Linked DNA regions of Homo sapiens: all the other regions are linked to region 1. A link is a loop called in an ENCODE intact Hi-C map of the cell type or tissue named here. Cell type or tissue: HCT116. All regions are shown on one strand.

What was found. A loop is a pair of places that touch in the nucleus more often than their neighbours do. Peaks named below come from ENCODE experiments on the same cell type or tissue, not always from the same donor. Only the 100,000 strongest peaks of a DNase experiment are listed, where the experiment ranks them.
Region 2: it touches region 1 in a loop (6-fold over the local background); 107 of 110 quality-filtered maps call a loop at or near these places.
Region 3: it touches region 1 in a loop (4-fold over the local background); 44 of 110 quality-filtered maps call a loop at or near these places.
Region 4: a loop joins it to region 1, with 8 times the contacts of the local background. A loop is called at or near these places in 21 of 110 quality-filtered maps.
Region 5: it touches region 1 in a loop (8-fold over the local background); 99 of 110 quality-filtered maps call a loop at or near these places.
Region 6: it touches region 1 in a loop (10-fold over the local background); 103 of 110 quality-filtered maps call a loop at or near these places.
Region 7: a loop joins it to region 1, with 4 times the contacts of the local background. A loop is called at or near these places in 11 of 110 quality-filtered maps.

Annotation. Positions count from the first base shown.
Region 1 is chr13:27,824,455-27,828,454 of GRCh38, reverse strand. The region is part of intron 3 of PLUT (PDX1 associated lncRNA, upregulator of transcription); the gene reads left to right. Among named protein-coding and RNA genes, the nearest start is that of GSX1, 34 kb to the right of the region's middle. RefSeq lists an enhancer at 1,092-1,591. In HCT116, a CTCF peak has its summit at 1,675; a DNase peak (open chromatin) is centred at 1,724; H3K4me3 peaks cover 923 bases; H3K27ac peaks cover 292 bases.
Region 2 is chr13:27,373,023-27,377,022 of GRCh38, reverse strand. LOC105370126 (a long non-coding RNA gene) reads left to right here and starts at 2,239. Exons shown (of 5, transcript XR_941783.4): 1 at 2,239-2,438; 2 at 3,540-3,703. RefSeq lists an enhancer at 2,125-3,324. In HCT116, CTCF peaks have their summits at 1,104 (motif pointing left) and 2,202 (motif pointing left); DNase peaks (open chromatin) are centred at 1,102 and 2,152.
Region 3 is chr13:26,983,409-26,987,408 of GRCh38, reverse strand. No RefSeq gene overlaps it. Among named protein-coding and RNA genes, the nearest start is that of USP12-AS1, 140 kb to the left of the region's middle. In HCT116, a CTCF peak has its summit at 1,942 (motif pointing left); a DNase peak (open chromatin) is centred at 1,918.
Region 4 is chr13:27,404,336-27,408,335 of GRCh38, reverse strand. LOC124903138 (a long non-coding RNA gene) reads right to left here. Exons shown (of 2, transcript XR_007063733.1): 1 at 3,955-4,000; 2 at 1,889-3,201. Among named protein-coding and RNA genes, the nearest start is that of GTF3A, 18 kb to the left of the region's middle. RefSeq lists an enhancer at 3,914-4,000. In HCT116, a CTCF peak has its summit at 1,876 (motif pointing left); a DNase peak (open chromatin) is centred at 1,855.
Region 5 is chr13:27,531,711-27,535,710 of GRCh38, reverse strand. No RefSeq gene overlaps it. Among named protein-coding and RNA genes, the nearest start is that of MTIF3, 83 kb to the right of the region's middle. RefSeq lists enhancers at 1-140, 1,703-2,203, 2,204-2,704. In HCT116, a CTCF peak has its summit at 2,442 (motif pointing left); a DNase peak (open chromatin) is centred at 2,430; H3K4me3 peaks cover 617 bases.
Region 6 is chr13:27,360,166-27,364,165 of GRCh38, reverse strand. No RefSeq gene overlaps it. Among named protein-coding and RNA genes, the nearest start is that of GTF3A, 62 kb to the left of the region's middle. RefSeq lists an enhancer at 1,311-1,812. In HCT116, a CTCF peak has its summit at 2,021 (motif pointing left); a DNase peak (open chromatin) is centred at 2,025; H3K4me3 peaks cover 1,078 bases.
Region 7 is chr13:27,479,603-27,483,602 of GRCh38, reverse strand. No RefSeq gene overlaps it. Among named protein-coding and RNA genes, the nearest start is that of MTIF3, 31 kb to the right of the region's middle. RefSeq lists an enhancer at 312-511. In HCT116, a CTCF peak has its summit at 1,657; a DNase peak (open chromatin) is centred at 1,632.

The sequences.
Region 1 (4,000 bases):
GCTTGGTACTGGGGATACATCTCATACAAAAGGATGCTTTCCTTCCTGTCCCAAAATGTATCAGCCCCCGAGGGATCATACACAATAGATACACAAATGGTTGCATGTAAATGCAAAGAACATGTTGCAATGAGAAAGAATAATATAGGTTGTGAGCTCACAGGAGGAACATTAAAGCTGAGCCTGCAGGATAAATAAGAATAAACCAGTGAAAAACGCTGAACCATGACTCTGAGATGGGAAGGTGGCATAAATTCCAGGAGAGGCATGTGGCTGGATCATCAGGAATGGGGAGAGCAGAAACCCCAAAGAAGGTTGGAGAATTAGGCAGAGGGCGGATTAGGTGAACCCTGGAGGGCCAAGCTAATAATTTTGAGTCAAATTACAGAGTGCAGTGGAGAGCCCCTGAATTTATTTTTAGTAATTGACATGATCTGAGGTGGGGTTTGCAAGGATCCTTCTGGCTGGTGTGACAGGAGGGAGGCAGGGTGAGGGTAGGAGCCTTGGAGCTGAAGATAGATGGGAAATTGGTTCCTGGTGGTAGCAGTCCAAGTGGCAGGAAGTCGCCAGCCGCAGAGCATGCTTTGAAGGCAGAGTGGAGGACAGGCTGGCATGTTGCCTGTGGGGCTAAGGAGGAGAGAAGTGTTATGGATAGCTTCTCCATCTCCATCCCTGACAGGCAGAACTCAGGGAAGAGCAGTTTCAGGGAGTAGCATTAACTTGCATATAAAATTATGGAGGTGAAATTAGCCTGCCAGGGCCTGCCTGAATCGGAAGCTCTGTCATAAGTGGACTGTTGATCCGTGGACACAGAAACGTTGCTGTCTAGGGAGACGCATCTGATGCCAACTGGTGTATTCATAGCACTTGATGAGGGTGTTTATTGAGTAGTACTGTTTTGATGTTTGGGATATTTAAAAAAAGAAAATTGAGAAGTGTGTTTTCATGTGACGACTTTGCATTTTAATTTTATTTTTAAATGTAAAGATTAAGGAAAACATGCATCTAACTCTGGTAGAAGAACTAAAGTGAAAATGGAACCTAGGAATGGGATAGTGGGTGGAGGAGGGAGGAGGCTTGTCCAAGCCAAGTCAGGAATTGGGCCAGATTCATTACAGTAGCCTTTGGAAATCGTAATCAAGTGACAGTCTCTCACGCTTTGGCATCAATACAGCACTACTAGGGCCATGAAGTAAGAGTAAACACCGGATGCATATGAGTCATGGCAGCTTGCACTAATCTTTGAGCAGTAATTGAGATGATCTCAATAAAGTGAGAAGACCGTAATGTAATATAACCGAGATGCCTATAATAATCGCCATGCCACCATGACAGCATCCAGTCAGCTGAGGTCGGCGACAAACAGAATCAGCCGGAGCTAAGGGGGGCAGGGGCTCAGGCCCACCTGCAGCCCACCCATCAGCACCCCTGTGTGGCAGAAGCTCTGGGGAGAGCCTTTGTCCTTTGCTAGCTCCTGGGATTTTAGGTAGGTGGGGGAGCAGGAAGGGAAGAAAGAGCAGGGACTGCTGAGTTCCAAATAAGTTCCAGGTCCCCATGGGAGCAGAGCTGCTCTTGGATGCCTGTGCGAGGTTCTCCCGGCTTTGGGGGAGCCTCCGGAGCTCCTTGGGGAGGGTCCTCCCGACTTGGGAAGGCTTCCTAGCTATGGCGGCCACGCACAGGCAGGGGGCGCTGCGACTTCACAGTTTCAAAGCCGGACTCCTATTCAGCGAACGCCTTGGTGAGTTTCCTGAGTTCTCCGAGGAGACGCTGGGAGCCTGCACACCCAGGGTGTAACTGCCAACGCCTGCAGAGAGGGAACCTCCTCGTGCCGTCCGTGGAGCCCAGAGCTGGGCTTTCCTCGGCCCACTCACCCCTGCCTGGCACTCTGTCCTAAAGCTTCCCCTCAAGGAGACAAAGACATTGACACTTTATTTTATCCTGAGCTCCTGGCTCATTGATCTCATGCTGCAAACCAAGCAAGTGGACGCGCTCCCCCTAACGGCTCTGCTCTTTAGTCATCCTTTCCTAACAAAGTGAATGGCTGGGGCTGGCTCCATCAAAACCTGCAGTAGGAAGTACCTGATTTGAGCAACTATTCATGGTAGAAGGGTGTGCAGAATGCCTTGAGCTAAGAAGGGGAACTTTCAAACAGCAGGCGTTTAACAGTTTTCCCGTCTGGAGCCAGCTGCCACCCAACCCCAATCCCACAAAGCAGCTGAAGCTCAGAGGCACGTTTCTTTTGCAGCATGGAATCGGGGCGGGTGAAGGTGGGACCTGGGTATGTGTGCATAGCAGGGGCATTTCTAAGGAACTCACGACACTGGGGATTGGTTTTTCCTTCCTGCTAAGACTGGGCTGGCACTGAGGGCCACTTCCATCGTGACCCTGCTGCTGGTGCCCTCCTTCACTCTTCCTGTGAGTCTCATTCTCTAGGCAAAGGGGACTGTACTTAGAGAGGAGTGAGTTACCCAGGAGCTCACCAATCTCTCTTCCTTCCTCCTCCTTTCTCTCCTGGGCAGGGTGTGGTGGGCATTGGGGTTAAGAACTATTCCTACAGAAGCTCCAGGTTAGCCTTTCCCATGGTGGCATCAACCTGGAGTCCCCGCCAGCCCAGGCATAGGATGTCCATTGATCCCAGTGCCAGCGGGCCCTTGCCTCCCTGGAAACTCACTGGCCTCCTAAGACAGCCCAGACAATCTGTGCCATGGAAGGCCACAGGTGCTGTATTCCATGAGGCTGGCAACAATAATCCCAAATGGTACCAGGTGACCTTTGCCTCATGGCCTAGGGAGGCTTTTACTGCTGCACTTGAGACCAGGCTTGGGGAGTGAGTGAGGAGAGGTGGCCTGAGGCTGGGATGCCCTTACCTCTCCATCTAATTGAGAACGCTGAATGGCTTTCTCTTTTTTTCTCCCTTCTCCTTCAATAGAGTCCAACAATTTAGCAAGCTCACCAAGCTGTGTCCTGCTTCATGACTAATTCACATATTTAAATGGGATCGGTCAAAGCAGAACTATTTGATGCCAGCCAAGCGCATTTATCAGGTCAAACTGCTCACAAAGGCTAGAGGCCAGCGTGGGTATGTGGGTGTGTATGGAGTGAATGTGTGGGATCTTTATTTATTTTTAGTCTCAGATTTCAAAAGCAAGGGACCACATCAGAAGCTGCCATTGCTCCCGGGTCCCTCCCAGAGCCTGGCTTGCTCCTGGCCCTGCCTCCCTGTCCTGAACCTCTCCCCCTCCCCCAGCCCTGAGCTGTGTGTCTCTGATGGGGCTTCAGAGAATGAATCTACTCAATTACAGCCCTTTTCACGTGACTGAGCAGTTTCAAAGATGCCACTTTTTATTATTTGGTGACCCCTGACATTGCAGGTGCAGATTTAATGGTGGAAAAGTTGAAATTAGCCAAAATGAACTTTTCCCTCCAATCCCAGCATGGAGAGACGTTCCAGGCTGTTCTAGCTGGAACTGCCATTACTTTGCTGAGTATGTAAGTTATCAAAGTGTTAGGTTTAGCTTAGGGCCAACTGCAGCCCCCATACCCACACCCACCCCAGCTGGATGGGTTCCAGGGCCAGGGGAGGAAAGAGTTAAACAGGCGTAGTGGCTATAATCCCCTTTAACAAAGGAAACTCAGTCTCCTATTTCCCTTTTGGGGTGTCCTCTGCATCAATCCTACAGTGAATGTGTGGCATTGGTCCCCAAGGGTAGCGTCAGGTTCAAGTAAAATGAGCAAACCAAAGTTCATGGCTTCCAGGCTGATAAATGTTGCCGCTACAAGGTCATGATTGATCAGCACACACTGTCGAGATGGATTTCGTGACTGGATGGCTCTCCACAATCAACACCCCTAGCCAGTGACCCATGCGTGTCCACATTTGGGTTTTGTCAGTCGAGCCGCCTCTGCTCTCCCAGCTCAGCCTTTTCAAGCCAACCCATGGCTGGCTTCTCTGGTTCTATTCTGCATCTTTCACTGGAGTCCAGGGAAATAAAGGGCATCT
Region 2 (4,000 bases), 450 kb after region 1:
AGCAAAATCAGCATAGCCCACCAACTCCACTGCATTGAAACTGCTTCTGCATCTGTCAACCTGACTGCCGGGCACAGCGTGGCAAATCCCGGGCATTCAACAAATATTGTGGACCGCCACTACACTGGGGCCACCAAAGAAATATGATCAAAGCTGCATGAAGCAGTGCATTGAGGATTGACTGCTAATGAGTTTGGCTCATTTAAGACTTAGAGTAGTTACATTCATAGGGACAGAAAGTAGAATGGTGGTTGCCAGGGACTGCAGAATGGGGAGTTGTTCCATGGCTACAGAGTTTCCATTCCACAGGGTGAACAGAGACCTGGAAATGGTTAGTAGTGATGGTCGCACAACAGTGGGAATCTACCTAATACTACAGAACTGGACACTAGAAAACGGTTTAAATGTGTGTGGTTTTTTTGTTTGTTTGTTTTGTTTTTTGAGACAGAGTCATGCTCTGTCAACCAGGCTGGAGCGCAGTGGCTCCATCTCAGCTCACTGCGATCTCCCGGGTTCAAGCAATTCTCCTGCCTCAGCCTCCCAAGCAGCTGGGACTACAGGCACGTGCCACCACGCTCAGCTAATTTTTGTATTTTTAGTAGAGACAGGGTTTCACCAAATTACCCAGGCTGGTCTCGAACTCCTGACCTCATGATCCACCCGCTTCAGCCTCCCAAAGTGCTGGGACTATAGGCGTGAGCCACTGCGCCCAGCCTTGAGCCACCGCGCCCGGCCTGTGACTTTTAATTTTTCCAAATTCATTAGCAGTGGATCCTCAGTGCACTACTTTGTGCAGCCTTGATCATATTTCTTTGGTGGTTCTAGTGTAGTGGTGGTCCACAATATTTGTTGAACGCCCAGGATTTGCCGTACTGTGGAAAGCAGGCGGGCCGACAGACGCAGAAGCAGTTTCAAGGCAGTGGAGTTGGTGGGCTGTGCTGATTTTCCTATGTTTCTCCCCGAAGCCTTAATGGCTAGATCGTAGACCAGGTGGGAAACAAGAAGGGAAATGGGGAGAGTGGAGGGAATCTACTGGGGGATGGGTGAGTGGAGTTGGGGACCGGTGGAGGATGTAAAGAGAATCCAAGCGGAAAAGAGTGAAGCCCCCTGGTGGACAGAGGTGGTAGGGGTTGTGAGGAGCAGCCAGGGCCGTTGTCCAATTCCAAGTTAAATACCCAGGAAATCAGCCAAAAGCTGACTTGCAGGGCTGTGCATCTTAGAAAGTGTTTCAATTGCCACTATCCTTGCCTGGGCCAACTATGGCAATGTATGGACAACAAAGCCCTTTCCCACATAGTATCTGATTTTATTTTATTTCTACTCACTTTTTTCGTACATACTACATTGTTATCTTTTGAGGGTGTGGGTTGTTTTTTTTTTTTCAACTTTTTTTGTTCTGTGGTTGGTACCAAAGTGGTGTTATTATTGATCCCAAATTTTCTTCTGTTTCACATTAGGTCAATGTTAAAACTAGAAACAAGACTGCTGAATATTGTTTTCTAATGTTTATCTTCCATAAATCTAGGTCTTAAAAAACAGAATAATGCGATACTTGGTTTTTAACACAATGTTTGCTTATCAGTATCTAAACATATACACACATGCAATTAAAACTGTATATTCTGTTCGTATCCAGGCTGGCCAACATGGTGAAACTCCATCTCTCCGAAAAATAAAAATTAGCCGGATGTGGTGGCATATGCCTATAATCCCAGCTACTTGGGAGGCTGAGGCAGGAGAATCGCTTGAACCCGGGAGGCAGAGGTTGCAGTGAGCCAAGATTGCACCACTGCACTCCAGCTTGTGCAACAGAGCAAGACTCTGTCTAAAACAAAACAAAACTGTATTCTAAGCTTATTTGGGGAAAATGGACCAATTTTCAAACTAATTGAGGAAATTCAGGAGCATAACGAGTTGGTGGCAATATCATTTATATCAATATAGTCATTTATATCACTATATATGTATTATATCAACATAGTGATTCCAACCCAAACCACTATATTCATTTTCACTTCAGCAACATAGAAATAGCCATTGATCATTTCAATCAGAAAAGATCCTGCTAAATGTGTCCCCTGACTTTGTGAAGATGTGGTGACGTGGCCGTTTCATCCAAGTGTTCTGGTCCAGCCCAGAGGTAGGTGGAGTTAGATTTCTGGAGCCTCGTGGAGGCGTTCTGTGGCTACACAGTGACCCCTACTGCTCATTACGGGAGTGAAGAAAGCCTAGAGCGAAATCAGGAAAACAACGTGCTGATTCCTGAGCCTCAGAAAACTGAGAAGTAGGCAGGGCTATACCATTTTCTCTGCACTTTATGAGCATAATAATTCTTCAAAGGACTGGCTGCATCTACAAATACCTACTAAATGGAAACCGTCAAATCAAATGGGAGGCTCACAGCAGATGCCAACTCCACCGAGCGGATCTGGGCCAGGGTGAGTCCAGGAGAACACCTGGTTGTCGCTGCAGAGGCTGGGCACATGTTTGCTCTGTGGGTCAAGAGCTGATGGAATCAGGAACAGCAGGGAGAAACTGACCCTCCCTTCACCTTTGCCAGGAAGTGACACCTCTTGGCACCAGAATGTCTAGGGCTGGGTTTGGGAACCGGGGTGTGACGCTTCTATTGCTCACCGGCAGATCTTCCACTCCTTTCCAGAAGAGTCACCGGAGATGTGTCAAAGTCTCTATCCCTGGTCCCTGTTGCCAAGTCAGGACTTTGCTGGGCATTCCTAGAGTAGGTGTGGCAGCTCATAGGTCACCTTTGGAGCCAAGGTAAAGATGGCAGCTTGGTCTGACTAAGGAGGAGTCCACAGATGCGGCTCGTCCGCACAGCAGGCAGTGCAAACCCAGGCAGGAGCTCATCATCTTTGTAAGCCTTATTCAATGAGCCCCATTTTATTTTGCTGCTGATTAAAGCTATGTATCATAGAGAGGCATTGCCTGATGTTCAGAGTGCAGGGCCTCTGGGAGCCTGGCATGAAGGGCCCAAGGACAACCAGCTTAGCACTCAAGTATCCACCTGGTACCTGCAAGATGGAACAAGAGAATGTATGAGGAAACCCTCTGAGCTGCACAAATATAGGAACGGTGGGATATACAGACACATACTGTCTTGCTGGTCTGGAAATGGTCCCTGGGATGTGATGGGGAAGGATGGGGTAAATTCAACTGGGATAAATACAACAGAAGTGAGCGCAGAGCCAGAGGCCTGGGGCAGCCAGCTGTTAGCGCTCCTCAGCCTCTCTCCGTCAGAAACTGTCTTCCTGTTCCAGCCAAAGTCTCTGCTACATCTGTGAAGTAGAGGTACTGACAAGCATTTCACCCTGCTGATGTCCTGCCTGGAAGGACCTTACTCTGGAAATAACACACCACCACCAATGCCAACAACCTCATCACTCAGTGCTTTTAGACAGCAGAAAGACAAATAAATTCTACTATTTAGAGAGAGTCTATCGTGTACCAGACCTTGTTCCAAGTACTCCATACTTCTTAGCTTATTTAATTCTTCCAACAGAATTCTTATCCCTATTTTACAGGTGAAGAAACGGAACTGCAGAGAGGTTAAGCCACCTGGGGCAGGAACTAGGATGGAAATCCAGGCAGTCTTGTTGCTGAGACCATCTCCATAATCCTCTGCTAAACTTCTTCCTACCGAGAAAGACATGTTCTGGGAGAGCAAGGGCTAAGAGGCTGCTCCTTGGTGGGTATATTACTGTTCTTTCCACTCTCCATGACCTCTTTTTACGTGTTTGTATGAGTGCTTTATTTCTTGCTGTCATTTTTTGAAATGATGAAGCAAGGTAGCCGTCTGTTAAGGAAAAGCTGGAAGAGTTTTCCATGTGCCTGCTGCTCCGGTCCCGGGTGAGGAGCGCTCCCAAGTGGCTTGTTCAAGGCGGTCTGTTTGCTGACAACATACAATGCAAACAAGGGCTCCGGTGGGGACGTCAGAGGAGCAGCTGCTCGGTGTCTAGGAGAGCTTGAGTGTGGTTTGCAAAGC
Region 3 (4,000 bases), 840 kb after region 1:
TGTCCCTGGACTTGTTAGGGACATCCACGGGTTTGCTAAGTGTATTTGCTCTGAAGAGGCAAAGTGTGAAGGAAGAGAGGAAAAGGGGTTGGAAGCGGGAGGTGGACTGAGTACAGACATGTGAGATTTGAAGAGGAAAAGAGGAAAGGATCTTCCTTATAAATATTTCAGCCTTGAGCTGAGATCTTAACTGACATATCTGAGATCTGAATATTTAATTTGATCAGCGTTTTGGTTGAATAACATCCTTTTTCTTAATCCTCTCTGGGAATCCTTGAGATGGAACCAGTGTACAATCAATTAAGAAGTGGATGACTGCTTTTCACGGCCATGCCAAGAGTGAGTCCACACATCCAGGCTCTTGGGCAAGTTATACGTGGGGACTTGCCCCTCCAGGATGCAGTCTGCTTTTTGCAGTTGGTGCACTTTCAAACCACACGGGCTCTTCATTGAAAACATAGACAGGTCCATGATCTTCATTGAAAATATATGGTGCTGGGTGAGGGGCTTAGGCCACCAACCATCACTGACCCCTGTGTCTTATGCCTTGCTAGACAATTCCTGCTGCCATCACCTTAGTTACTAGACAGACTCAATGTGCTGTAACTGTGAGCAAATTGAACCTCTTTAAGCCTCAGGTTTTTAATCTGTAAAATGGGAATAATTGTAATACCTGCCTCTTGGAGTTGTGAAAATTAAGAGAGAATGCACACCACACTTCTCCCAGGGCCAGGCACAAGGACATGCTCAGTATGTGGTCTCTAGCAATGATGACAGCAAAAGAAATACAGATCACATGATCCTGGTCCTCGCTGTGCAAGGAGCCGGGGAAAATGGAGAAAAAAAACCTAAAACGCTTTGGTGTCTCAACTGCCCATTTAGCAGTTAATTGTGTACTGTCAGATTTTGAGTGGTATCCCCTACATGTTAGCTTGCTGGTACATGTGGAAGACAACAGAAGCAGCAGGTATTTGTTGAAATTCTTCTATGTGCCAAGCACAGTCATCCATGCAGGAGACCTATATGCAGACATCCATTCAGGAGTCTGTAAGGTTTGGTCTTGGTGCTCAAGGAAATTATAGATGAATAGGGAATTCATAGCTAGAAGGCAGAGACCGTGAATCAGGGGCACTTTGTACTTTCCAACACCAAGCCACAGACCTGAGTATAGAGCCTCAATAAATATTTTCTGATAATACAGTGAAGACAATGCCTCTGTGAGTTTGGGTATCTCTCATTGCCAAAAGCCTCAAAAGTGGCCAGGCATGGTGGCTCATGCCTGTAATCCCAGCATTTTGGGAGGCCGAGGTGGGCGGATCACCTGAGGTCAGGAGTTCGAGACCAGCCCGGCCAACATAGCGAAACCCTGTCTCTACTAAAAATACAAAAATTAGCTGTGCATGGTGGCGGATGCCTATAATCCCAGCTACTTGGAAGGCTGGGGCAGGAGAATCGCTTGAACCCGGGAGGCGGAGGTTGCAGTGAGCCAAGACTGTACCACTGCACTCCAGCCTGGGTGACAGAGCAAGACTCTGTCTTAAAAAAAAAAAGAAAAATTTTTTTAAAAATTAAAAAGTCTCAAACGCATCACATCCCAAGCTATGCAATTTTTCTAACTTAGCAGAAAGAAGTATCTATATTGAAATAAATAACTGGAAATCAGAAAATAAGCCTGTCTTTCTTGAGTTCTATTATCTATCTAAGTATAGCCAGGAGTTAAGAGAGAAAAAGAAAAAAGTTGAGAAAAAGAGCTGTGATTCCTACAGGACTTTTTGCTCATTAGACTGTTGGAGTAACAGCAGAGATTTGCCTAATTTGACAATGCTGCCACACCTTCTCTGAGTCCCACGTTTCTTATTGAATTTTGGCTCAGAGAGGCTGTTCATCAGCTGGGCGGTGGTGCTCACAGAGAATAGGTTGTCTTAGCCTGACATCTACTGGCCAGACTGGTAGCTACATGTTCGTTACATGTTTTCTAACTTGCACACCCACAGTGCCCACAATTGTTTTTAATACTAGAAGTTGCGATTCTCCCCTGACCGTACCACTCTACTCTTATGTCTAAGCATTCCCTTCCTTAGCTTCTGACAACTAGGAAGACTCACCCTCTCCTCTCTTCTCCTTACTTACCACTGTCCTTCCTTTTCAGCCTGTGAAACATCTTTTCAGTTGGGTGCAGTGGCTCACGCCTGTAATTCCAGCATTTTGGGAGGCTGAGGTGGGTGGGTCACTTGAGCTCAGGAATTCAAGACCAGCCTGGGCAATGTGGCAAAACCCATCACTATGAAAAATACAAAAAAAAATTAGCTGGGTGTAGTGGCATACACCTGTACTCCCAGCTACTGGAGGATGGCTTCAGCCTGGGAGTGGAGGCTGCAGTGAGCTGAGATTGAGTCACTGGATTCCAGCCTGGGTGACAGAGCCAGACTCTATCTCAAAAAAAAAAATATATATGGCTGGGCATATGGTTCATGCCTGTAATCCCAGCACTTTGGGAGGCCGAGGTGGGAGGATTGCTTGGGTCCAGGAGTTTGTGACCAGCCTGGGCAATATAGGGAGAACTTATCTCTACAGATAAATGAATAAATAAATGTTTAAAAAAAATACATCTTTTCACTTTTTGTTTTTGCACTTTATTATCTCTTGAACTCATTTCCTAGCCAAAGTCCAATGGTGGCATTTCTCCATGCTGGTTACCAGCCCAGAACAGAGCATAGTCTTGACACCATCTAAGGCCCGAATACAATATTTCCATCAGACTCTAGAGCCAATTTGGTTTCTTGCCATTGATGAAACCCCTTCAGGGAGGGCATTTCCAAAAAGGCTTCCAGGAGCCTGTGGCAATGTCTCACATTCCTGGAGGGGTGGCCAAGCCTTATTTTAAACGGGATCCTCACCAGAGCCTTTGGGTAGTGGGAGGAACCGTCAGTGCGTAGGGAGGGTGGGCATACTGATTTTCTCCAGAGCAACATGGATGAGTGGAACCAACATTCCCATCTTTAGCAAATCACAGAGTGAGGGCAAGTTCACATGCTGATTTGAATGGAGAAGGAGTTGGGGGAACAGGACAAGAAGACTGAGGCCACACGAGGACCAGCCCTCACCATTAAAACACGTCAGCCGTCAAGGAAGAGAATAAGTCATAGCTTCACACACCATTATGGATGACTGTCGCAGACAAAGTGCAGTGGGAAAGGCGAGACGCATAAGAGTAACTGGTGTGTGATTCCATTCGTATAAAGTTCAAAACCAGGCAGCACAAACCCATGGAGGTAGGAGTCAGAATGGTGCTACGTCTTCCAGTCAAGTGGCAGGATGTGGTTGACTGGGCACAGGGAGAGAGCATAACGGGGCCCCTAGGGGACTGGAAATGCCTTTATTGTGACCCGGTTGCTGGTCACACTGATGTGTGCAGATAGTAACATTCTCTTAAGGTTTATGCACTTTATTATGTATAAATTACACCAAAAATTAAAAAAAGAAAAAACCAAAACCCAAAGTTATCATCCTCACCAAAAAGCATCACTGCCTGACCATTTGCTGGGAGCACGGGGCAAAGTGACCGGCACACCCTGGAAGCTGAACTCTATTAGAAGGCCAGTTGGGCTGATCCCATATGCATGAGGGCTGGGCTCAAGTTTGGGTGAATGGGAGGTGGGGAGGGGGAGAGTTATCAAGAGATCTCATTCTAGTCCTTTATTTTTAAATCAATTATAATTTTTTTTCTCACAGTCATCACTTTTTAAATGACAATAATCTCCGCATCAGCCAGCATGTGGCTGCCTTCCAGTTCCAGGGTTTTCTACCTTGATGGCAGTCAAGTTCCCCAGAGGGGCCTCACTTTCAGGAAGCACCTTGACCCTCATTAGCAGCAGGAGGGGGCGAGAAAGCTCTGCTCAGAACCTGAGATCCTCCCAGACTCCAGTGACGTAGCTTCTGGTTTAATGTGGATCTCTGAGAAAACTGGCTCCAGGAATTTTCAGTTGGCTGCATTCTGCTT
Region 4 (4,000 bases), 420 kb after region 1:
ACCAGGGAGCACCTCATCCTCCTGTTACTACAAAGCCTCCTCTCACAGCCCCTACTGGTTCATCCAGTGCCGCCGCTGTGTGGCCCTGCACAGTGTGTGGCGTCCTCCTCCCCTGGCTGTTTGAGTATGTGTGACTGATGAACTGTTGTCATCTCATCAGCCCAGTGCTGGGTGTCATGTGTTCAGCCACCTTACACTGTTTAGGGCAGAAGATCCCCCCTCACTAACATGGTAAATAGAAGAAAATCCGTACAGAGTGTGTGTCTCTGTGTGTATGTATGCATGCATGCATGTGTGTGCAGTGTGCTTAGGGGTCTAACTACTTCTTAAACAGACCTTCAGTCAGTTTTCTATTTCTAGCACCTCCCCTCTTCTAGAGAAAAAATGATAAATGCTGGAGTCAGACTGCCTGGAATTGGATTCTAGTTCTGTCCCACTTCCTGACGGTGGGGTCTTGGCAAGTTATTCAACTTTTCAGTACCTCAGTTTCCTCATCTGGGAAATGAGGATAATAACAGTGCAGGATTATTGTGATGAGTCAATGACACTACATGCAAAGGGCTCACTTTGGGCTCCTTATAAAAGATGTTGGATTGAATATAAGCATTTACTTGTGCTTCCTCTGAACCCTCAAATAAGTAATGGTGAGGTCCTTTTTCAAAAAAGCATATTACCCCAGAAGGACAAATGAACCAGAGACAAGAGACTGTAGCAACAACATTTTTGGATGCTGGAAAGCAAAAATTGAATGGTAACTGATTGAGCAGAGGCAAGAAGCCATGGGGAGAATTGAATAAGTTAACACATACTAGGCACTGCAAACAGTCAAGTGCAGTAAAACTGTTGTGGAAAGCTTTAGGTTGGCAGAAAAAGAAAATATTTTGAAGAGGCTGAGATAAGTCCACAGACTTCCTGAGAAAAAGAACTGACAGCAATCAGTACTGCCTGGGAATGGTAGGTGAAGAAATGTGAATAAGGCTGACTTATTCCCAACTGAAAGTAAGTTTTGAACTACACAGGGTTGGGGACTTTGGAAAGGAATTATCTTAATATAAATAGACAAATGAAAGAAGTTGTATATTAAAATTATATAAAGCTTGACCACCCTTCCATGCAGGGAATGAATTTCAGGCAGTGCACCCTGAAATGGAGGTGGATACAACCTGGAATTGACACTGACTCCCATGGGTACTGCAGCCTCCACTGGCACACCCCAAATTTCTAAGCGCAGTTTCAGGCACTGCTGTAAGCACTGGGAAGACAGTGATGAACGAAATAGGCAAAGTCCCTGCCAACACAGAAGGATCCAGATGCTGGTGGGTTTTTTTTGTCGTTGGTTTTGTTTTATTTTGTTTGAGAGACAGGGTCTCACTCTGTCACCCGGCTGGAGTGCAGGGGTGTGATCGCGGCTCACTGCAACCTCCGCCTCCTGGATTCAAGTGATTCTCCTGCCTCAGTCTCTTGAGTAGCTGGGATTACAGACACGTGCCACCACGCCTGGCTAATTTCTGTATTTTTAGTAGAGACGGGATTTCGCCACATTGGCCAGGCTGATCTTGAACTCCTGACCTCAGGTGATCCGCCCACCTCCCAAAGTGCTGAGATTACAGGTGTGAACCACCATGGCCAGCCCAGATGCTGTTTTAGCCTCCGACAGAGGGAAGCCAAAGGCACCGGGTGCTTGGGGGAGAGGGTGGGAAGGAGAGGTTTCTCTCAGCAAGGAAGGGAGGCTGAAGTCACTGGTTCAAACCAAATGTCCAGTTTCCACAACACCATTGCCCAGAGTGTGTGTGCTACTTCACAACCATGAATTTGTCCTGCCACCCATGTGGTTTCTGAGAAGAAACCACCACAGAGCCATCTTGTGGTGGAAAAAAAGACACACAGGTTTCACCATGAACACTTTATTGGATTTTATATGGCATTAGCAGGTGTAAATACATCTGCATGCTATTGTACCCTTGAATCCTCCCATATGGTCCAGCAGCATTTTAAAGTGGTCAGCAAATGTTTACAGCAATCTACACTTGTCCCACTAACACATTTACCACAGGTAATTAACTTAACTACCTGATAAAAATGTAATTGGCGTGTTGTAATGCGAGCTATTGTCTGAGAAGACTTTGACTGACAGTTACTTACATTTGCTTCTTGGTTATCTTTATAGGCACATAATTAAATCCAAATTCGATCATTATTTTGTGATTTGATTAAAGTAAACAGTCAAATTGGGTAATCATGGTCCAGAAAGATTTATTATTTGCCTCAATTATGCAGTTTGGATTTTTTATATTGTTAGAACATAATAAGAAATTAGTCTGATTGCTCTCTCCATGCTGTCAGATGCTGTGTGGCCACACCCTCCATGTCAGGGAGAAACCTGATTCAGCAGAGATGACTTCATGAGGCTGTGGAATATGAATTTGTATGATTCAAGGACTCATGTTGCCTCTCCTGGAAGCATCCATCATTGCATCTGAGCCATTGAGCACATTGCAAACAGCAACAACACACACTGAGTTCAATGACACCACAGAGAGCATCCCCACCCAGCACAGGGGACAGAATTTCAGTGCATGGATTACAAAGCAGCTGCTGCCCAAGCATGGCTCCTCTGCTGCTCCAAGCACTAGTGTCACCTGTGGATACACAGCTGTTATAAACAGCTTGAACAACCGTGAAAAGCCTCCCCAAGTTGCTTCGGCTACGACTGGTGATACACACGCACCGCCAGTCTTCATACAAACTTCAGCCCTCAAATAAGCAAACAGCCTCCTGCATAAGCTCAGCAGATGCCCCCATCTTCAACGCTCATAAGAGACACTTCAAAAATGTGGCTTCAGGGTTCTTCTCACTCTGCTTAGAGAGTGCTCGGGATTCACCAGGTGCTTCCACAGATTTGGGCAAGTTTGCAGTGGCCTGCCCAATAACGACGCCTTTGCTGAGCTGTGTTTATGAAGGCCAAGTCTCAAGACCACGAACAATGGAACCATAAGAGCCTCAGCTTGGTACCAATGTTTCCAGGCACTAAGTTACAGTCCCAAACCCAGTCCATGGGGATACTCTGCTACAGATGACTTTGGCCATGCCCTGGAAGTTGGTTAAGACAGAATTCAGTTCAATTTTTCCAGCGGGTGGAGGTTGCAGTGAGCCGAGATCACACCACAGCACTCCAGCCTTGGTGACAGAGCAAGACTCCATCTCAAAAAAAAAAAAAAAAAGAAAAAAAGAAAGAATTCAGTTCAATTTTTAAAACAACTGGTTTTTCCCATTTCCTTAGGGAAACCTGGAATGTGTTTCCTGCTCCTCCACACCTGTCCAGCCTCCCACCCCGGCGCCAACCTGATCTTTGCCCAGCAGACGCGGAGGCGCCTGCCCAACCTCAGCCCTGTGCCCACGAGGGCCTCAGAGCCCGCAGACTTCCTGCCGGGACCTGCTGGCCTTGCCCATGTTTTAGCTCCTGGCTCTGCTAGTCTTTTCCTGCTGTCTCATGGTCTCACGTGTAACACTCACATCTCCCCAGTGAGACCGTAAGTGACGTGAAGGCAGCAAGCAACAGGTGTAGAGCAGGTCATACGATCTGTGTGTTCGCTCAGCAAATACGGAACGCCTGCTCCATGCCAGACCCTGCTCTACACCCGAGGAAGACGGTGATGAACAAATAAACCCATCATACCCTAGATGCACAATCTGAAGGATGCTCCCAGGTCACCCAGGATGGGAATAAAACCAGAGCCTTCAGTGATGCCAGTTAATCAGACCCTTGGCTTTCGGTTTTACTGTGCATCACTGTGAACTGATGTGCATGCGTTAGATGGCACATTTCCTGACGAGGGACAGGCTCCGGGAAGTCCATGGGGCTGCTAACATCTTAGTAATCCAGTGGTTCTCACAAGATATGCAGTATTTGTCCCACTGGGGGGACTTGATGACCATGAGCCCTGCAGCACTCACCTCAGCACAGTGCCCAACAGCAGGAGGAAGTCAGGGGGCCATTTGC
Region 5 (4,000 bases), 290 kb after region 1:
AGTATCCTGATCACACTGCCCATCCTGAAAACAAGGAAATAATTGCGTCCCACCTCTTCTCGCATTTTCTTTCCCCATGAGGAGCACTCTGCCACGTTCAACGTTCAGACAAGATTGAGCACGTTCAGGGTGGTATGGCTGTAGACTGCCATGTTCAACATTCATTCAACAAACACAGAAATAAGTAAGACAGCCCTGCCCTTTGGGAAGTCCACATTGTAAAGTAGCAAGCTTGGATGAAATGTAAATAAAGTGCATTCTGCCCGACCTTTGGAGAGGCCAGCAGTTACAGTTCTGTGGAGCAGGAATTTTGCAAGGTTGCAAGCTGTGCTAAATCGGTGTCCCAATTTACTTTTTGACTTTGAAAATGATTAGCATTCTTGGTTTGTACTGTATTTCAGCCATCCTTGTTGTCTGAGATATTTGCTTTCAAATTTTCCGTTGTAGTGTCTAAACAGGAGAACTTCACTGGTCTCTTAATTGCTGCTCTTGGCTCTGAAGGTGCATATCTTGGCAGAAATTCTCAAGTGTACTTCAGGATTCAGAGACTGTGGAAGTTGAGAACTTGATATTGGAATTTGGTAAAAGATCTGAAGGACTCCAGGAATGCAGTATCTCAACCTGAAAAAAGTTTCTTCAGCTTCAGTGGTAAAATAAGATTACAACAGCTAACATTTGTTAAAAGTTGAGTATGCACCAAGCATCGTTCACATGTGTTTATCCATTCATTTCTCACGACAAGCTTCCAAAGCAAGTTTCATTAACTTTCCCAGTTCTACAGTCAGAGAGGACAGGCACAGAGAGGTTGGGTCTCAGAGCTGGAAGTTGTCGGGGGAGTCTGATTTCTGGGTTTAGAGCCCACCATGCTATGCTCTCTCCTGTGTTTAACACCAAGGCCACGCCAGGGCCCACACTAGATGCGGGCTTGATTCCTTTGTGAGCACTGGTCAGGGAGTCAGAAATCTGCACTCTGACCCTGCCTTTGACTCTGACTTCTGATCTGACCTTTGACTCTTGTTTGTCATGATCCTCTTGTCACCATCTGACATGAGGTGGCAGTAAAGGAAAGAAGGAAATAGTGCCCAGGTGGGACAGGCCCTGCTGCTGACTCAGCCGCTCCCTGGACAATCCCTGCCACTTGGAAAGAGTCTGTGATCTGCCACGGTTCTGATGTGTCTGCTGCCACTTCATGGTAAGAGCTATGCCCGATGCATGATTATTTTTACTTGGTCTTATAGATAGGATTTCCCATTTTCTTTCTTTTATTTCACCACCACTCCCAGGGGGCAAAAAAGGAACAATTACATTCTCACTTATTGTGGCAGCATCTTTTGCTTGAAATGACAGATTTGTTTGCTTTTCTAAAAAAAATTCTGGTTGGCCTAAGACTGTCAGATCTGCTGAGCTCATCATTGCTTCTCCTGCGGACTGGCTGATAAAGGGGCCTTCCTAGGAGTAAGAGATGCGAGAGCTCTGCTGTTTCCTTTGAGTTCACTTGTGCTCCCGTTACTAATGTTGCCAACCTACAGATTCTTTGCAACCATATTTTTAAAGCTACATATACATTTTTTCCAAATTAATTTAGTTAACACTGAATAATGAAATCCTTAAATCCACTTATCCGGGTGCACACAAAATATAGTAAGTGGCAACATGCTGAAGATGAATGAGTATGTGAGGGTGGGTGGCCTATCTCACCAACCTCATAACGTGTGGCTTTGACATTTGGAGTACGTGATGGTGCCAGCATCATCGATCTGGATTTTAACTAAAAATATATATACACATACATATGTATGTATGTATGTGTATATGTATGTATGTCTGTGTGTGTATGTATATGTATGTGTGTGTGTATATATATGTGTGTGTGTGTATATATATATACAGGGTGTGTATATATATATATATATATACAGGGTGTGTGTATATATATATATATACAGGGTGTGTATATATGTGTGTGTGTGTGTATATATATACACACACACATACACATATATATATATGCACATACATGCTGACACCCTGTCCCCGGTGCCTGCCTCCTTTGTCTCTGTCCCCATGCCAAGCAGTGTGCTGTCACCCCGCTTCAGTTTTGAGCAGAAGTGCACATGTGGTGCCACCTGTGGGAAGTGTGGTGGGGGTGGCCTTGCAGTCACTTGTCACTGCGTGAGCCACTCCCCTGGCCTCCTCTGCCGCTGTCCTTCCTCCTATGGGGGAAAAGGAGGTGGTTCTCTCACAGAACTGTGGCTAAAGGGTGACAGCCCTCACCAAAGGTGAGACTCATGAGCATCGGGAAGAAAGTAGCAGTGGAGTGTCCGGTTAGTTTTCTCTGCGGACTGGAGCAGCCGGGCATCAGAGCCCTGGGAGCTCGGGCACCACCAGTGGTCAGCGCTGGCCCTGGACGTCCCTAGTTCACTGGGCCGCGTTTCAGCGCCCTCTGCTGGCTCGATGGACTGGCCGCCCTCGCTTGCAGCTCCCCGGTGTTTGCAGCCTGTTTGCAGCCGGTGGCTCCCGGTGCAGGAGGTCAGGGAAGCTGCAGCAGGAAGGGTTGGATATCTGAGGCCACAAACAACTTACATATATGAAGGGAGTGCGTCTGTCCCCTTCCCATGTGGCATGAAGAGCCTCACAGTTGGAATAAAATAGCAAAGCAAGATGTGCAAACATTGTCGACCTTCCCCGTGGCCATTTCTCTATCCCTGGGTAACTCAGACCGCAATTTGTCCTGCTCCCTGCATGTGAGTTTCGCTTCTATGGTATAGGGCTCTTTGAATGTCAATGTTATTGAGGTTTTGATAATTACGCACCTTCAAAAGATGTTCAATGTAATAATGATCATACTCCTCTAAAAAAGCCTCAGATTAAAAGCTTTTGCTGGCTCTTTAGACCGTGGGCCTGCAATTACAGAAAATGAACTGCATTTTAGCCTTCCATTGAAATTAATAACAACGGTTCCCCAGTTGACTCTGTGAATAGTTAATGGAACGAACAGGATACTTCAGTACAATATGGGTTGGAAAGCCATTTGAGTGAGATTCTGGGTTTCAAATGGGAAAATAATTCATGCAATGCAAACCTGTTTCATATGCGCTCTGTAGAGTAGGTGTTTCTCTGGAATAAAAATCTAACTATTTAACAAATGATTAACCATACCTCAGTCATCATGAACTCTCATGAAAACTGAACTCAGGTACGTGAGCTAACACATGGTATCCAGTGCTGCAGAAGACCTGAGAGGACAGAGATGGACCTCCTTATTTGACAATGAAGAAACAGAATTAGCGAGGTGGGGCTTTGGAGGCCAGCAATCCTGACAAAGGAGCTGCCTAGAACTGACCCTTTAACCCTCTGGCAGTGCAGGGTAAGGGAATCTTTGGACTATGGGGAGACTGGGATATGGAGGTTGAGGACAAAAGATTGTGTGGTCCAGAGTGTTCTCTGGCTGGGGTCCCCATTTCAATTTATAAGAATAAAACCTAAAAAGCAATTAAAATTATGTTGAATTCAGCAAAGTTACAGGATACAAAATCAGCACACAAAAACTAGTTGCATTTCTAAACACTAACAATGAACAATCCCAAAAGGAAGTTAAAATAATTTCATTTACAATAGCATTATAAAGAATAAAATATTTAGGAATAAACTTGAACAAAGAGATGAAAGACATGTACACTGAAAACTACAGGATATTGCTGAAGGAACTTAAAAAAGACATAAATAAACGGAAAGACATTTTCTGTTCATAGATTGAAAGACTTCGTATTGTTAAGATTAATACTACCCAAGACAGACTCAGTACAATATCACAATCCCAACCATGTTTTCTGCAGAAATAGAAATATCCATCCTAAAATTCATATGGAATTTAAAGGGGCCCAGAACAAAGCTGAGGGTCTCATTCTTCCTGATTTCAAACTTGCTACATAGCTAGTCATCAAAGCTGTGGTACTGACATGAAGATAGACATATAGACCAATGGAAGAGAATAGGGGGC
Region 6 (4,000 bases), 460 kb after region 1:
CATCCATAAGGTGGATTTGTGAATGGAAGTGGGTAGGGCTAACATGGGCAGGAGGAGAGAGCTGAAGAAAGCTGAGTGGAGAATGAGGAATATATCTGCTAGGACATCCAGCAACAGCATTCATCCACAAAATAAGTCAGTGACTTCACTGCCCCTTTCTGCAAGACAACCAGATCCTATCAGGGTCTCTGTCCCTCAGAGGCCACTTTAAAGTAGACTGAGTCAGAAAAGCGAACTTTCCTACAGGCTCAAAGCCACCCTGCTCTACCAGGAGGCCTAGGAATTCTGCCCCACTGCCTCACCCTTCTTTTTTTTTTTTTTTTTTTTTTTTTTTTGAGACTGAGTTTCACTCTTGTAGTCCGGGCTGGAGTACAATGACGCAATCTCAGCTCACTGCAACCTCTGCCTCCTGGGTTCAAGCTATTCTCCTGCCTCAGCCTCCAGAGTAGCTGGGATTACAGGCGCATGCCACCACGCCCAGCTAATTTTTGTATTTTTAGAAGAGATAGGGTTTCACCATGTTGGCCAGGCTGGTCTCCAACTCCTGAACTCAGGTGATCCACTCGCCTCGGCCTCCCAAAGTGCTGAGATTACAGGCGTGAGGCACCATGCCCGGCCCCCCGACTCTTAAATGTAGAGAATTCTATGATCCTGAGCAGATGTGGGAGTGCATTAAACTGTCACTGGCCTGTGTTTAAGAGTTGTGGACAATCACAGTATATAATAACAACCTTTTTTGGTTTGATTTTGTTTTAAAGTTAACCCCAGAAACACTGAAAGCTAGAAACGCAGGCTTATGAAGGCAGCTGAATCCAGTAAATGTCATCAGGCCTTTGGGAAATGTTTGTCCCTGCATCTCTTTAGTTCCTCCAGGCCTGCTCCCCACACATCATAGACAGCAGGACCACCCCTGAGAGCCTAGCCTGGCCACCTGGCATGGCCTCATGCCTGCAGCGAGGACATCTAGGGAAGACCACACTGCAGGCCACTGGCTCTGGCCAGGAGAATGTCCTTAAACCACACCTGCACCCCGCTAGGTACAGTTTATTGTGGGAATGGAGATCTGACCTGGGGTTGGTGGGGGATGGCGGGGGTAAAGGACAGAGGTGCAGCCCCTCTGTCCACCTTCCCCTGATCCCTGTCGGTTGGCACAGTAGGGCACAGTTCACCTTGCAGGTGGAAATGTCCACTGCTCCGAGCTGAGGAGGGAAGCCAGGACACACGGAAGGAGTGATGGGAGATTTATGAGCTGGCTTAAGACGGGGTTCTTGGGGACAGGCGTGGTGGGGCAGGCCTGCCTTCCCTCCCTCTGCTGGCCTGGAGAAGAGGTTCCATCAAGCTGCACCCACCCCTCGGTCTCCCTGGGACGTCTGATCAGTGAGTGACTTGTGCACACTTTCGATTATCCCACGCAGGACACAATCGTCAGCCACCGGGGCCCTGAGCAAAAGCCCTGCTCTTGGCAACCAGCCTTCCTAGAAGGCCAACGAACTGCGCCACCCAAAGGACATCTAGGTGAGGCAGCGATTCTTCAAGGAAGATGTCAGATGGGGCCGGAGGCAAGGCCCCCCGCCTCTGCAGAGGGGCGTCCAAGTCCCCAAACAGCAGCGGCGACAGGGAGAGAGGGGACAGTCCAACCTAAGAGGTCCAGGACAGACCTCTGTGCAGGCAGCGACCGACCTGTGAGCGCCGCTCTGGGCGCGGGAGCGAGGCGAGGCGGAGCCACGGGTCAGGGCGGACCCCGGGGAGCTCTGGACTCTGAGAGCCAACGGAAAAAGGGGTCACAAACCACACGCACGTCCCCCAAAAGAAAACAAAACCGGCTAACCAGGCTCATTAAAAGGTGAAGCCCCAGAGCCAGGAAGTAGCTGATTACCTTCAGGTCGTTGAGTAGCAGGATGTGAAGGACCCCAGAGAGCGCATTGGCTCCAGCTTTGTTTGGGGACTAGCTTCGCGGCCACTCCTAGGCGCGCCTGCGGCCAGCGGGTCATGCCTTGGGGCCTGGCGCCATCTGCTGGCCATCGCTGTTCCTAACCCACTGCCCTCCCTACTCCTCACTTAGTTTCCTGTGAGACCTGTATGCAACAACAGGGAGACAGGGAGGCTTGTATCCGCGGCTCACCTACCTGCCTTTGGGCTCTTTTAGTCTCCAAAGCAGCGAAGATTTCCTAAGAAGTGCCCATACTGAAACGCCCTTCCTCTAGGGTCGCTTGAGCCCAGGAGATCGAGGTTGATCGAGGTTGCAGGAAGCTATGATCGGGCCACTGCACTCCAGCCTGGGTAACATAGCAAGACCCCTTCTCTACACACACACACACACACACACACACACACACACACACACACACACACACACACACGACAGAGGCCGGACGAGATGGCTCACACCTGTAATCCCAGCACTTTGAGAGGCCGAGGAGGGCGGATCACTTGAGGTCGGGAGTTCAAGACCAGCCTGGCCAACACGGTGAAACCCTGTCTCTACTAGAAATACAAAAATTAGTTGGGCGTGGTGGCGGGTGCCTGTAGTCCCAGAAGCTCAGGCAGGAGAATCACTTGAACCCAGAGGCGGAGGTTGCAGTGAGCCGAGTTCGCACCACTGCACTCCAGCCTGGGTGATAGAGCGAGACTCCCTCTCAAAAAAAAAAAAACTGAATTTCAGAAATAAATAAATAAAAATAATAAATAAAACATGCTTCCTCTCCTCAGCCCGCACCTGGGTTATGGGGGCAGGGTGCGAGCACACAAACACACACACAACTTCATAGTGGAGGGAACCGACCAGCAATGGCTGACTAACTTGGAAAAGGTAATTGGAGAAGGATATGAATCTCTTCCCAAAACAATCTAAACCCAGCCTCATTGGACAGCTGCTCAGTGAGCCAAATAATAAAGTCAGTGAGCACCTCGAAAACATGCCAATCTATATGTTCAACCATCTCACTGCTTCCTGCAAAATAACGGCTTAAAGGGGGACACAGGCATCTTTGTCATTCCTCTCATTCCCTGGTCCCTGGTCCAGCACACGATGGGATGGGCAGCTGTGCTGGCAGAGGAACCCAGTTCTTCTTCTTCTTTTTTTTTTTTTTTTTTTTTTGACACGGTCTCAGTCGCCCAGGCTGGAGTGCAGTAGCATGATTTCGGCTCACTGCAACTTCCGTCTCCTGGGTTCAAGCGATTCTCCTGCCTCAGTCTCCCAAGTAGCTGGGACTACAGGTGCCCGTCACCAAGTCCAGATAATTTTCGTATTTTTAGTACAGATGGGGTTTCACTCTGTTGCCCAGTCTGGTCTCGAACTCCTGACCTCCGGTGATCCACCCGCCTCAGCTTCCCAAAGTGCTGGGGTTATAGGAGTGAGCCACTGCGCCTGGCCGGAACCCAGTTCTTAAAGATGGAATTAGTTGATTCATTCAACAAATAAGTACTGAGTGCCTCCGAGGTGCAGGCACTATTTGTTGCCAAGAAAGCAGAGAACAAACATGGAATGTTAATGATGCATGCATGGTAGCTGGGAGAGGCAGATGAGAAATAAGGAGACGAGAAATCAGCTACACTGATGAGTGTAGCTGTTACAAGGGAGATGAAATGTCTGGTGATGATTTTATAGTTGAGAGGGCCCAGTGAAAAGGGATCCCTTAGAGTGGCTCTGAATGACTCTGAAAAGCCAGCTTGGGTGCAGAGTGAGCATTCCAAGGAGGACCCCTGAGGCAAGAACAAGGTTAGGTTTGAATGGGACACCCTGCTGTGTGTCTGCAGGAAGAGGAGGAAAGACATGAGTTGAGCATCTTACCTGTGCAGGTATCATTCTAGAACATGAGGTATTTTTTATGAGAGAAACTGGCACTTCCATACAATAGGAGGGAGTACCAGATGTGTAAGTAAGTAACTGAAATGCAATTTCAAAACAGTATCTTCCCCTGCAGAAAAGAATGTTTTCCCAAGATGAAAATCTCATTAGGACAAGAATGAACATTATGTTTCCAGTGTTTTATGATAGAGA
Region 7 (4,000 bases), 340 kb after region 1:
GTCCCCGGTCCTGCGTTTGGGTGCCTGGCTTGGAGAGGGGTCCCGGAAGCGCACTGACACGTTTGCCCTTCAAACCATCCCCGCACCCTCACAACACCCCATGAGCAGCCCACACTTGGGCTAAGCTGGGAAATGCATCCAATGAGGTCTCAGAGGAGCCCTCCTCTTCTTTTCCTGTGTGAAAAAGGAGAAACAGTAGTGTTGCTTGATGTGCTGTATTAGTCCGTTTTCACACTGCTATAAAGAACTTCCCTGAGACTGGGCAATTTATAAAGGAAAGAGGTTTAATTGACTCACAGTTCTGCAAGCTGGCAAGGCCTTGGGAAACTTATAATCATGGCGGAAGGGGAAGCAAGCACACTCTTCACAAGGCAGCAGAAGAAAGAAGAGAAAGTGAAAGGGGAAGAACCCCTTATAAAACCATCAGACCTGTGAGAACTCACTATCTGGAGCACAGCATGGGGAAACCGCCCTATGATCTAATCACCTCCCTACCTCCACACATGGGGATTACAGGTCCCTCCCTCTACACGTCCGGATTACAATTCTAGATGAGATTTGGGCGGGGACACAGAGCCAAACCGTATCATGTGCCCAGCAATCCAGTTCCATTTGCTTGGAGCTTCCACCTATCTCATATTCTTTGGTGAGATAATGCATGCATGTAAAGGCATTGAGCAAGGCTGGGTGCACAGTAAACCCACATAGCCATTATTATTACATCAGAACGTCTCCATGTTTCTTCTCTATCAATGGTATGTTTTCCCACTATCTCTCTCTGCCAGAGATTTCCCCCATTGTTTACTTTTTTGTTGTTGTCATATATTTCAGTAAGATACCAGGAGGGAGTGGAAATAAACACATGACAATTTGACATCTTTAAGCCAAAAGTCAGCATTATTTATTATTATGACTTTTAAAACATAGTAACAACTTGAAGTCCAGCAATAGAACAACTACCAGGTCATGGGGTACATAGAGGATGAGATTTTTATTTACAAAGAAATTTTAACACAGGTATAGATAATCACACTGAAACAGATCTTCGATCTATAAAGAATTGTGTCAGTGGTCTCTTATAAACAGAGGACAAGGAGGCACCCATTTAAAAACAAAAACAAAAACAAAAAACCATAAAACATTTTGTTTCCCTGAATGGCTTAGCAAAATCTGACATAGTCCTTGATTTGCAGAGCTGTTGGCTGGGGAAGAAGTGGGCTGATTTCCCTGAGAAGCTCAGGGTTTTCTAAAGGGGCCAGCAGTCTAATCACCACTTTCTCAAATTTGAAATTAGAAAGGTCTGATTTGAAATTAGAAACGTACAAAAGGGGGACTCAAATCTAGTAAGAGGGAAGTGAACAAGACGTTGAAATAGTTATCCTGCAGGAAGGAGATTCAAGTTTCATGTCCCAATTTCACAAGGGCCAAAGAATTGGTAGTGGAATTGATTCCAGAGCATTAAGTATATGGCTGACCTTGGAAGTACCTCCGACCCGTAAAAGCCTTGCCTAGTGGCTGTGTCTTAGAGGGCAATGTCTGAGCATGGAAATGTAAACGACAAGGGGCTAGACGCGGAGGGACATCCCAGGATGGATGGTCATTGCCGGCTGCAGGGTACAGGACTACTCTTCAACACTGACACCACGTGGCAACCACCGGGAACTGCAGGCTGGAGCCCCGGCTGTCATTTTGCTAGCCTGTTACCTAGAGTCCTCTCCGGGCTGAGGAAGGATCCAGCATTCTTGGACAACTTGGGTGAAATGCAGGGAATTTTGAGAGGGACAAGTTGGACTTTCCGCTCAAAGGGCCTGGGAAGCTTCAGCAATTAATTTCAAAAGAATATAGGCTGGGCACGGTGGAGTCACGCCTGTAATCCCAGCACTTTGGGAGGCTGAGGTGGATGGATCCCTTGAGGTCAGGAGTTCGAGACCAGCCTGGCCAACATGGGGAAACCCCGTTTCTACTAAAAATACAAAAAACTAGCCGAGCGTGGCGGTGCATGCCTGTAGTCCCAGCCACTCAGGAGGCTGAGGTAGGAGAATTGCTTGAACCTGGGAGGTGGTGGTTGCAGTGACCCAAGGTCGTGCCACTGCACCCCAGCCAGGGCGACAGGGCAAGACTCTGTCTCAAAAACAAAACAAAACAGGAAACAAAAAGACAAGTTGGTGCAAAAGTAATTGCGGCTTTAATAGCAGAGGTATGACCATATTTTTACACTGTGTAGAGCAAGTCTTACAATCTACATTTAAATTTTGAGCAGCCATTCGATGACCTGCTATAAACCTACCAATATAATGTTTTAGAATAATACTTACTAATATACAATATATAACATAATGTTATTTTTTAAAGCAGAATTTAAAACTATACATATGTATGATCCCTTTGTATTACATTTACCTATCAAAAATAGGACCATCTGAGGAACTGGAAATAAATGTAAACATGAGGCTAAATGAGGTTTATGAGAGATAAACAGATTATCTCTCATCTGTTTATCTCTCGTTGTCAGGTATGGGTGGGTTTATTTTGTCCTACTCCGTTTGCCCCAGGTAGCCTTTTTTTCTATCATGACTACAACTTCAATGCTGAGGGAGCCCCCAAATGCCCCAAGTTATCTTCACAGTTGAGGGTGGAGGTGTGGGTGGGAGGAGGCCTCCCTCCTGTTTCATTTCTTTAATTCCTGCCTTGGCTCATAAAATAGGATCTTCTATGTACATTTGTACCACTCAGGGAAATATAAAGGGAGCTTTGGATGCCTCACCTCTTTTTTCACTCCTTGTCCTAATCTGTTTTCTGTTGCTTATAACAGAATACCTGAAGCTGGGTAATTTATAAAGAAAAAAAATTTCTTTTTTACAGTCATGAAGGTTTAGAAGGTCAAGGTCGAGGGGCTGCATCTGGTGAGGGCCTTCCTGCTGGTGGGGATTCTCTGCAGAATCCCCAGGCAGTGCAGGGCATCACATGTGAGGGGCTGAGCAAGCTCACATGCTAGTTCAGGTCTCTCTTCCACTTCCTGTAAAGCAGTCAGTCCTATTATCATAACTCATTAATTCACTAGTCCACGAATAGATTAATCCATTCATGAGGGTAGAGCCCTCTCATGATCCAGTCATCTCGTGAAGGCCCCACCTCTCAATACTGCCCCTTTGAGGATTAAATTTCAACATGAATTTTGGATGGGATGGACATTCAAAGCATAGCAGTCCCCTACAAGGGAGAGATAGTAATCTAATTAGCAAGACCTTCTGTCTATTGGACCACAGTGGCAGAGGTAAGATCACTGTGCCCAAAAAGCAACTCCAGCCCCAGCCCTCCTCTCCTATTCCTTGGGTCTATATGCTCTTGGGGACGCCCCTCCTGAGTTAGAGGATTTCCCCTTCCTGCTTCTCGGCCTGCTGACATTCAGGACTTTCAGTTGGTGACTTTGGGAAAGGGAGAAGAAAGCCCCTACCTTGCCCAGGGGCAGACTAGTTTTCATATGAGCTTCAGTTATAAAGCTGATCCTCTCTGGCCCCTGAAGTTGTTCTCAGTTTGGTGGAACTTGGAAGCAAGGGCTGAGAGGGACTGCCATTCTGAAACTTCAGTTCCCTCATTTATGAAAATGACTACGAGGTCGTTTTTAACTAATGTAATATTTTCATCTTTGTGATCTGGCACAAAGATGATATAGACTAGGAAAAAATTACCTGGCATGATTCAAGTGCATCCTGCTAACAGGCAGGGGAGTAGGGTGGGAGGGAAAGGGACAAGCTGGCAGCTCCCAGGCTCTTTGACCCAATGATAGGTGGTGTCCAGTCTGTAGCTTCCCTGCCCTCAGACCTGTTACTCCTCCTTCCCCTGCCCTGCTTGGTATCACAGTGGGATTCAGGGGCAGCTGCTGCCAGCTGGGTTTGGCATGGGAGGTGCTGGTAGAAGACGAGAGGAAGGAAGGGAGAAACCAGGACATTCCTTCCCTCCCTCTGTGGTTTCTTTAGCCGTGGGTTTACCAGAAACGATC